2 separate regions of the Homo sapiens genome follow, and region 1 is linked to region 2. Evidence: chromatin loops called from intact Hi-C (ENCODE). Cell type or tissue: heart right ventricle. All regions are shown on one strand. Links, peaks and the distances in the headings refer to the core of each region. The heading gives the core; the rest is flanking DNA.

Evidence for each region. Peaks named below come from ENCODE experiments on the same cell type or tissue, not always from the same donor. Only the 100,000 strongest peaks of a DNase experiment are listed, where the experiment ranks them.
Region 1: a loop joins it to region 2, with 3 times the contacts of the local background. A loop is called at or near these places in 1 of 110 quality-filtered maps.

The regions. Positions count from the first base shown.
Region 1 is chr16:84,284,904-84,289,290 of GRCh38, reverse strand. It overlaps LOC124903734, which reads right to left and starts at 2,740. Exons shown (of 6, transcript XM_047435022.1): 1 at 2,622-2,740; 2 at 245-374. In heart right ventricle, for the core only: no CTCF peak of the experiment used is centred there; a DNase peak (open chromatin) is centred at 2,520; H3K27ac peaks cover 1,918 bases.
Region 2 is chr16:84,226,458-84,230,798 of GRCh38, reverse strand. The region is part of intron 2 of KCNG4 (potassium voltage-gated channel modifier subfamily G member 4); the gene reads left to right. Among named protein-coding and RNA genes, the nearest start is that of KCNG4, 11 kb to the left of the region's middle. In heart right ventricle, for the core only: no CTCF peak of the experiment used is centred there; DNase peaks (open chromatin) are centred at 1,869, 2,378 and 2,847; H3K27ac peaks cover 854 bases.

The sequences.
Region 1 (4,387 bases), core at 238-4,237, 59 kb before region 2:
GGTGATGGGATCACTGGGACCCCAAGGCTCAGCAGCATGTAATTTACCCGTGTCACAAATCTGCACATATACCCTTTAATCTACAATAAAAGTTGAAATTTAATAAAAGAAGAACACGGACTCTGCAGCCAGCTTGCTCGGGCACAGACACCTGCTCTGAGACCTCCCAGCTGTGCGACCATGGGCAAGTCACCTGCCCTCTCTGTTCTTTGGTTGACTCATCTGTAAAATGGGAGTAACATACCTGTCTCACAGGGTTGTCGTGAGTGTTGAATGAGTAGTATGTAGAAGACGGTTGTACATGTTCCTCTGTCCTCACTTGACCATAAATTTTTGAGGACAGGGCTGAGCGTTGTCCATCTCCGAAGCTTTCTCTGGGACATGGACAGGAACCTCTTTTAGTGAGCATTTACTATATGCCTGGCACAGTGCTGGGCTCTTGAGATCACCATCTCCACTTCTTCGTTGTGCTCACTCTGCTCTAGCTTCTTCCTTGACAGCTCCCACCCCAGGGCCTTTGCACAGCCCCCCAGTTGCTCTCTCCCCAGATACCTGCTTAGCTGATCCCTCAATTCCTTCCAGTCTGTGCTCCAATTTTGCTTTCTCAATGAGGCTTACCCCAACTGAGCTTTTAAAATCACCATCTGCCTCTTTTACACCACCCTAAATTCCCAACCCCCTTTGTCCTGCTTTCTTTTTCCATAGTTTCATCACCTTCTAATAAATTATGAAATGTACTTATTATGTTTACCACTGATGGTCTCTTTCCCTGTGGTACACAGAATCATGGGCCCTTAAAAGATGTCCACATCCTAATCCCCAGGACCTGCGAGCATGTGGTCTTACCTGACAAAAGGGACTTTGCAGAAGGGATTAAAGCAAAGATCTTGAGATGGGGAGAGTATCCTGGATTATCTGGGTGGGACCAACATAATCACAAGGGTCCTTGTAAGAGGGAGGTAGAGAGTGAGAGTCAGAGGAGATGAATGGTGGAAGTCGGGTGGGGGTGGAAGTCAAGGGAAAGTTGATTTGACACGCTACGCTGTGGCTTTGGAGATGGAGGAAGGGACCATGAGCCAAGGAATGCAGGCAGCCCCTGGAGGCTGGAAAAGTCAAAGGAAGTTCTCCCCTAGAGCCTCAGAGGGAGCACAGTCCTGCAAACCCCTAGAGTTTTCCCCAGTGGGACTCAGGTGGGACTTCTAATCAACAGAACTGTAAAATCATAGACTTGTGAACTTGTTGAGTTCGCAACTGCTAAACTACATGATGCTGAGGCTTCAGATCCCAATGATCCCGTCACCCAGGCCCTAAGCATAGCACCCAATGGCTGGTTCTTCAGCCCACGCCCCCTTTCCTCCCTTCCCCATCTAGTGGTCCCCAGTGTCTATCATTCTCATCTTTACGATCACTTGTAGTCAACGTTTAGCTCCCACTTAGAAGTGAGAACATGTGGTCTTTGGTTTTCTGTTCCTTTGTTAGGTCACTTAAGATAATAGCCTCCAGCTCCATCCATGTGGCTAAGTTTATGGTCATTTGTTACAGCATCAAGAGGAAGGTCGTACTTTGGGAGGCTGAGGCGGGCAGATCACTTGAAGTCAGCAATTCAAGACCGGCCTGGCCAACATGGGGAAACCCCATCTCTATGAAAAATACAAAAATTAGCTGGGCATGGTGGTGGGAGCCCATAGTCCCAGTTACTCGGGAGGCTGAGGCAGGAGAATTGCTTGAACCTGGGAGGCAGAGGTTGCAGTGAGCCAAGATTGCCCCACTGCACTCCAGCCTGGGCGACAAAGCCAGACCCTGTTAAAAAAAAATTAAAAATTAAAAAAAAAAAGAGGAAGGTCCTATACCCACAAGTGGGATATAGGCTCTGCAAGGTCAAGTATCCATGTCTCTTACTGCCTGCAACCCAGCGCCTCGCACAGGGACTGGGCAGCATCAGCCCTCAGTAAGTCCTGGACCGATGGACAGAATCAATGTCATCATCATGGCCCCATCAGGAATGATCCCTGTTCTATAAAGAGATGGAAGGCCACAGAATTTAGGGGCTCTTTCCAAAGTCCCAGCTAGTGACTGAACTCCAAAGTGCTTTCCTCAATATACACAGGGCGTGGTACATGAGACACTCAATAAATGTTCTTCTATTGAGCCATCCACTCCGCAGCAGTATTCAGACCACAGGGACCCAGGATGCCGAGCAGTGACCCCTCAGTTAATTTCTCACAATCATTAACTTATAAAACCACCTTCTGAAGTTTTTGAGACACGAAAGGTAACTACTCGGAGAACACAGCAGCACTGCAGGTCTTGTGTGCGAGGAGAAAAGTTCCAAGAGGAGAAATAAACACAGAACAAATCCGCCTGGGAAACCAGCTGCGTTCCTTTGATCAGTGACAAGTCAGGATCGCAGCCTGACAGCCGGGCTGGATGCTCCCAGCTGGGGCCTGATGTTGCTACCCAGGGCTTGCGTGCCATCATGATTTCAGGGCCACCACCCCTTCCCGGCTTCCTGCCAGGCTCAGAACTGTATGTCCCAAGTGGCAGAGGCCCTTCTAGTTTATCTGAGCTCTGGCAGCCTGAACTTGATCCCAACTTAGCGGGCAGTCCTCTTGGGGACTCACCAACTCATTAGTTCAACTTCCTGCAGATCTGTGGGCGAGGTTTCCTCTGGGAAGGCCTCGGAACTGGCCGGGCCTCTCATCTCCTCTGCTCTGGGGTTTGACCTCTGCTGCCCGCCAAAGGCTTCTGTCCCTCAGAAAAAAGAGGAAAAATGTTATCTTTATTTCGTTATTTATTTTATTTTATTATTTTTATTTTTTTGAGACAGAGTCTCGCTCTGTTGCCCAGGCTGGAGTACAATGGCATGATCTCTCGGCTCACCACAACCTCCGCCTACTGGGTTCAAGCAATTCTCTTGCCTCAGCCTCCCAAGTAACAGGGATTACAGGCATGTACCACCAAGCCTGGCTAATTTTGTATTTTTACTAGAGACGGGATTTCTCCATGTTGGTCAGGCTGGTCTCGAACTCCTGACCTCAGGTGATCCGCCCACCTTGGCCTCTCAAAGTGCTGGGATTACAGGTGTGAGCCACCGTGCCTGGTCGTTATCTTTAAAAATATAAAGGGCACAAGTGCTTCAATGCCTTGCTCTAAGGAGGCAGAGGACACGCTCATAGGTGTAGAGTCCAGGAAAACATCCTTCTTCTCTACCGCCGATAAAACGCCCCGACCTGGGCACTGAGGCCTCACATTCCTTTCCCAGGGAGATAGAACCTTTCTTCCATAGTGATCAGATCAGGCAAAGGGGACAGGTAGCATTCATTTGTACTTCATACTAAAGTGTGAACGACTTCCAGCAGAGAGAAACATACTGGCATGAGGAGGAGGAGCAGAGTACACTCATTCATTCATTCAAATACGTGAGTACCTACTATGTGTCATGCCTGAGGACACCAAGGAGAGTAAAACCAGGCCCAGCCGCAGCCCCTCTAAGGCTTACTGCCACACAGAAGGGCCAGATATTAATCAGTATTTTTAATAATCACTCAGATGGCACCATTTGGTGCCATACATGGTTTTGAGGGCTTTAAAAATAATCACTGTAGCCGGGCATGGTGGCTCATGCCTGTAATCCCAGCACTTTAGGAGGCTGAGGGGAGCAGATCACATGTGGCCAGGAGTTCGAGATCAGCCTGGCCAACATGGTGAAACCCCCCATCTACTAAAAATACAAAAATTAGCCAGGCGTGGTGGCATGTGCCTGTAGTCTCAGCTACTCAGGAGGCTGAGGCAAGACAATCACTCAAACCCAGGAGGCAGGGGTTGCAGTGAGCCAAGATTGCGCCACTGCACTCCAGCCTGGGCAACAGAGCAAGACTCTGTCTCAAAAACTAAATAAATAAAACAAAAATAAGAATATTCACTCATTTAACCTACTACAACTCTTCTAGGTAAGCGCTATCATCACCCCCATTTCACAGATAAGGAAACTGAGTCTTAGATTAACAATTGAGTGGTTTTAAAACAGTCACCATTCATCCATCAAAACTCTGATAAGTAGGTTCTCCTGCAATCCCCACTTTAGAGACAAGGGATTAGGGTCGGAGAGATTAAGAATTCATCATCTGCGCACAACTGATCAGTGGCAGAGCTGGATTCGAACCCAGACACTGGTGTTCAGAACCTGTGCTTGAAACCCTTATACGATGTGTTTACAGGAAGGTCAGGTGCAGCACGGGCACAGAGTGAGGGATTTGACCCAGCTGGAGGGATCATGCAGCCAAAGGCGAGAGAAGGGCTAGAGCCCAATGGCCATGGGGAGGATAGGAAGGATGAGGCAGGCAGACCCTAGGTTTGGGCCCTGAGTGGCAGGGTGGCACCATCCAAA
Region 2 (4,341 bases), core at 342-4,341:
GGCTTTCAGGGATATTGTCAGAGGGACATGCACACCCTATGGCAACCAAGTAAGGTGCCCTTGGTGATGTCTCTGCAGAACCATGGTGGGCTTAGGGAGCAGAACTGCACGGGCTCTTTGGTCCTCGCCTTCCCTCTCATCCTGGACTGTAGACATTTCAGTGTCTTACTAAGGTGGAGGGCAGGGGAAGGAAGGCACAGAGAGAGTTTTCTTTGTTTGTTTATTTTGAGACGGAGTCTTGCTCTGTCACCCAGGCTGGAGTGCAGTGGTGCGATCTTGGCTCACTGTAAGCTCTGCCCCCCGGGTTCACGCCATTCTCCTGCCTCAGCCTCCTGAGTAGCTGCGACTACAGGCGCCCACCACCATGCCTGGCTTTTTTTTTTTTTTTTTTTTTTTGAGATGAAGTCTCACTGTCACCCAGGCTGGAGTGCAGTGGCGCGATATCAACTTACTGCAACGTCTGCCTCCTGAGTTCAAGCGATTCTCCTGCCTCAGCCTCCCGAGTAGCTGGAACTACAGGCGCCCACCACCATGCCCAGCTAATTTTTGTATTTTTAGTAGAGACGGGGTTTCGCCATGTTGGCCAGGCTGGTTTCGAACTCCTGACCTCAGGTGATCCACTAGCCTTCGCCTCCCAAAGTGCTGGGATTATAGGCCTGAGCCACTATGCCTGGCCCACAGAGAGAGATTTTTCAAAGACCAGGCGGGACTCTTGGGGCCTCCTCCCCGGGATGCAGCTCACCTTTTGGGGTGCCATTTCCACCTCCCTGCCTCCTCACCCTTTAGTAAGAGGCCCTGTACAAGAGCCAGCTCCTGCCTCCTCATCTGTCCCTTTCTCGGACCATGAATCAGCTTCCTAAAAAACTGGCCTGCTCTCTGGAGCTTCTCTGTGCTTGGTGGCATTTGGTAATTGCTCTAGCGAATGCTTCTTATCCTAGTTTTGTTGCTTTTGTTTTTTTCCTGCAGCTGTGTCTCTCCCTATGTCCCAGCCAAGAAGCAATATTCCCTGTTTCCTGGCCTGGGGCCTCCTTGATGCTCTGCAGGTGACACTGTTTCCTCTGCCTCCTCACAGTCCCCCCACCTCTGCAGGTCCAACTCCAGCCCCCCGCAAATGCCCCATGCAGACGCCACCACCCACACTCATTCATGAGTCGTTCAGGAAGGGCCCCTGCAGGCCGGGCCTGTGCTGGACACTGGGAGAGTCCCTAGGTCTCTCCTTCGGTGACTGCTGACGGGACACCAGCACAGAGGCGATGGGATGGCGGCCCGCCTTCCCCACACGGGGAGAACCGCTGTGAGATTCAGAGTCAGTGGATACTTCTTAGACCCCTGCTGGGCTCCTGGCCCTGTGCTAGTCATTTCCCTGTTTCCTAATTTAATCCTCACCACAATCCCATTCTACAGATCAGAAAACTGGGTCTCAAGAAGTTATGCAACTTGCCTGACAGCAGCTAAGCTAGTAATGCTCCCTCAGTGGCAGCTGCTTTTTTTTTTTCTTTTTTTTTTGAGACAGGGTCTTGCTCTGTTGCCCAGGCTGGAGTGCAATGGTACAATCTCGGCTCTCCTCCAACCTCCTGGGTTCAAGTGATTCTCATGCCTCAGCCTCCCGAGTAACGGATTACAGGTGTGCACCACCACGCCAGGCTAATTTTTGTGTTTTTAGTAGAGACAGGGTTTCCACACACTGGCCAGGCTGGTCTCAAACTCCCTTGCCTCAAGTGATCTGCCCACTTCAGCCTCCCGAAGTGCTGGGATTACAGGCGTGAGCCACCATGCCCAGCCCAGTGGCAGCTGCTTTCTAGTAAGAATTTGCTGGAACCTCTAGAAGAGAAGTCAGCCATCCAACCCGCCCAAGGTGAAGGCCGTGGAGAGCCGGTGATGGATCAGCCACAGGGCATGAACCGGAGGGCAGCAGCGGGAGAGGACTGAGGAGGAAGAGAAGCAGCGTAGATTTGGGAAGCTTCTACACTGCAGCATCCCTCAGCGGGTCTCCCGGGTGCCCACAATCGCCCTGTGGGATGACAGTTACCTTCCCCACTTCACAGAAGGGAAGACGCCTTCAGAGAGATGACTCATCGGCCAGGTCCCATGGTGGGGCTGACCCCGTCCGGTTGGTTCCAGCACTCTCAGAGCCCTTGTGTCCCAGGGTTGGGAAGTGGGGACAGCTGCTAGAAGGAGTGGGCGGGGGGGTGGCGGGGAGACCTGGGGAGGAGGGATTGCGGCTCGGGGTGAGTAGTGCCTGGGGGGAGGCCCATGGGAGCGGAGTAAAGGAGGGGAGGGTAGCGGAGGGCACGGCTGGCCGAGAGAAAAGTGGCTAAAGGAGTGGGCAGAGGAGTGAGTCAGCACATCCAGGCCCCAGGAGAGCCTCAGAGGAAACAGCTCAGGGCCTCGGGCCAGGGCCAAAGGCACAAATGGTGAACTCACAGCAGGAGGGAGGGGAGGGAGGGATGCCGAGCTGCAGAATGGACCAGCCCTGACTAAGGAGCTGCAGAAGTGAGAGGTGGCCACGTTCTGAAGTGGGGCTGGCAGCATTTTGCTGGGAGGGACAGAGGGGGCGAGGAAGTCTCCAAGGTCAAGACTGTGGGCCCTGAGCCCCTCCCAGATGGAGCTTCCAGAACTGGCCTGCATTGCATCTGCAGGGCCCCCAGGGCAGCAGCTTTGCCCTCAGGAAGCCCCGCTCTGCTGCTGCGTGAAACAGGTGAGGGCCAGGCTGTGGGACCCCCACTACTTCCACTTCCTGCCTCCCCCAGGAGTGTTCAGCCAGCTCAGACTCCGACGATAACTCCCATACCACAATATTGGCCCTTTTAAAGTGCACAATTCGGTGGTCTTTAGTATCATCGTGGAGCTGTGCAGCCATCACTGCTACCCTCCTCCTCCATCCAGCCCCGGACACCCACCCCTCTGCTTTCTGTCTCTGTGGATTTGCCTGCTCTGGACATCTCACATAAGTGGAATCATCCAACATGTCGTGTCTGTGTCTGGCTTCTTTTCACTCAGCATCGTGTTTTCAGGGTGCATCCATGTTGTAGCACGATTTAGCCCTTCATTCCTTTTCATGGCTGACTACTATTCCATTGTATGAATAGGCCGCATTTTATGTATTCACTCATCAGTTTATGGATGTTTAAGTTGTCTCTACTTTGGGGCTATTATGAATAATACTACCATGGACTTTTGTGTACAAGTTTTTTTGGGTTTTGTTTTGTTTTGTTTTTTTCTGAGACAGATTCTAGCTCTGTCGCCCAGGCTGCAGTGCAGTGGCACAAGCTTGGCTCCCTGCAACCTCCACCTCCTGAGTTCAAGTGATTCTCCTGCCTCAGCCTCCCGAGTAGCTAGGATCACAGGCACCTGCCACCATGCCTGGCTAATTTTTGTATTTTTAGTAGAGATGGGGTTTTACCATGTTGGCCAGGCTGGTTTTAAACTCCTGACCCCAGGTGATCCACCCGCCTCGGCTTCCCAAAGTGCCAGGATTACAGGCGTGAGCCACCACACCCGGCCTGTGTACAAGTTTTTGTGTGGACATGTGTTTTCATTTGTCTGAGCTATACACCTAGGAGTGGAACAGCTGGGTTGCATGGTAATTCTGTTTAACCTTTTGAGGACCTGCCAAACTGTTTCCACTGCCGCTGCCCCATTTTACATCCCCACCAGTAGTGATGGGTTCCAGTTTCTCCACAATCTCACCGACACTTGGCTATTGTCTGTCTTTATGATTTTAGCCATCCTAGTGGATGTCAATTTGTGTCTTATTGTGCTTTTGATTATCCTTTTTTTTTTTAACTTTTCATCATGGAGAACTTCAGACATTTACAAGGTAAATAGAATAATATAAGGAACTTCTGGGAAACCATGACTCCATGACTTAGCTACACACAATGGTCAATATTCTGCCGCTTTTGTGTATGTTTGTCTTTGAGACGGAGTCTCGCTCTATCGCCCAGGCTGCAGTGCAGTGGTGCAATCTCGGCTCACTGCAACCTCCGCCTACCAGGTCCAAGCCATTCTCCTGCCTCAGCCCGCCAAGTAGCTGGGATTACAGGCATGTGTCACCATGCCTGGCTAATTTTTGTATTTTTAGTAGCGACAAGGTTTCACCATATTGGTCAGGCTGGTCTCGAACTCCTGACCTCAGGTGATCCACCCACCTTGCCCTCCCAAAGTGCTGGGATTACAGGCGTGAGCCATTGTGCCCAGCCAATATTCTGCCATTCTTGTTTCCTCTCTTTCCATCCCCTCTCCACCTCAGATCACTTATAATCATTTGTTACTATTTTTCTTCTACAGTTTTACAGGTGAAATGTACATACACTGAAATGCACAAATCCTAGGTGTAGA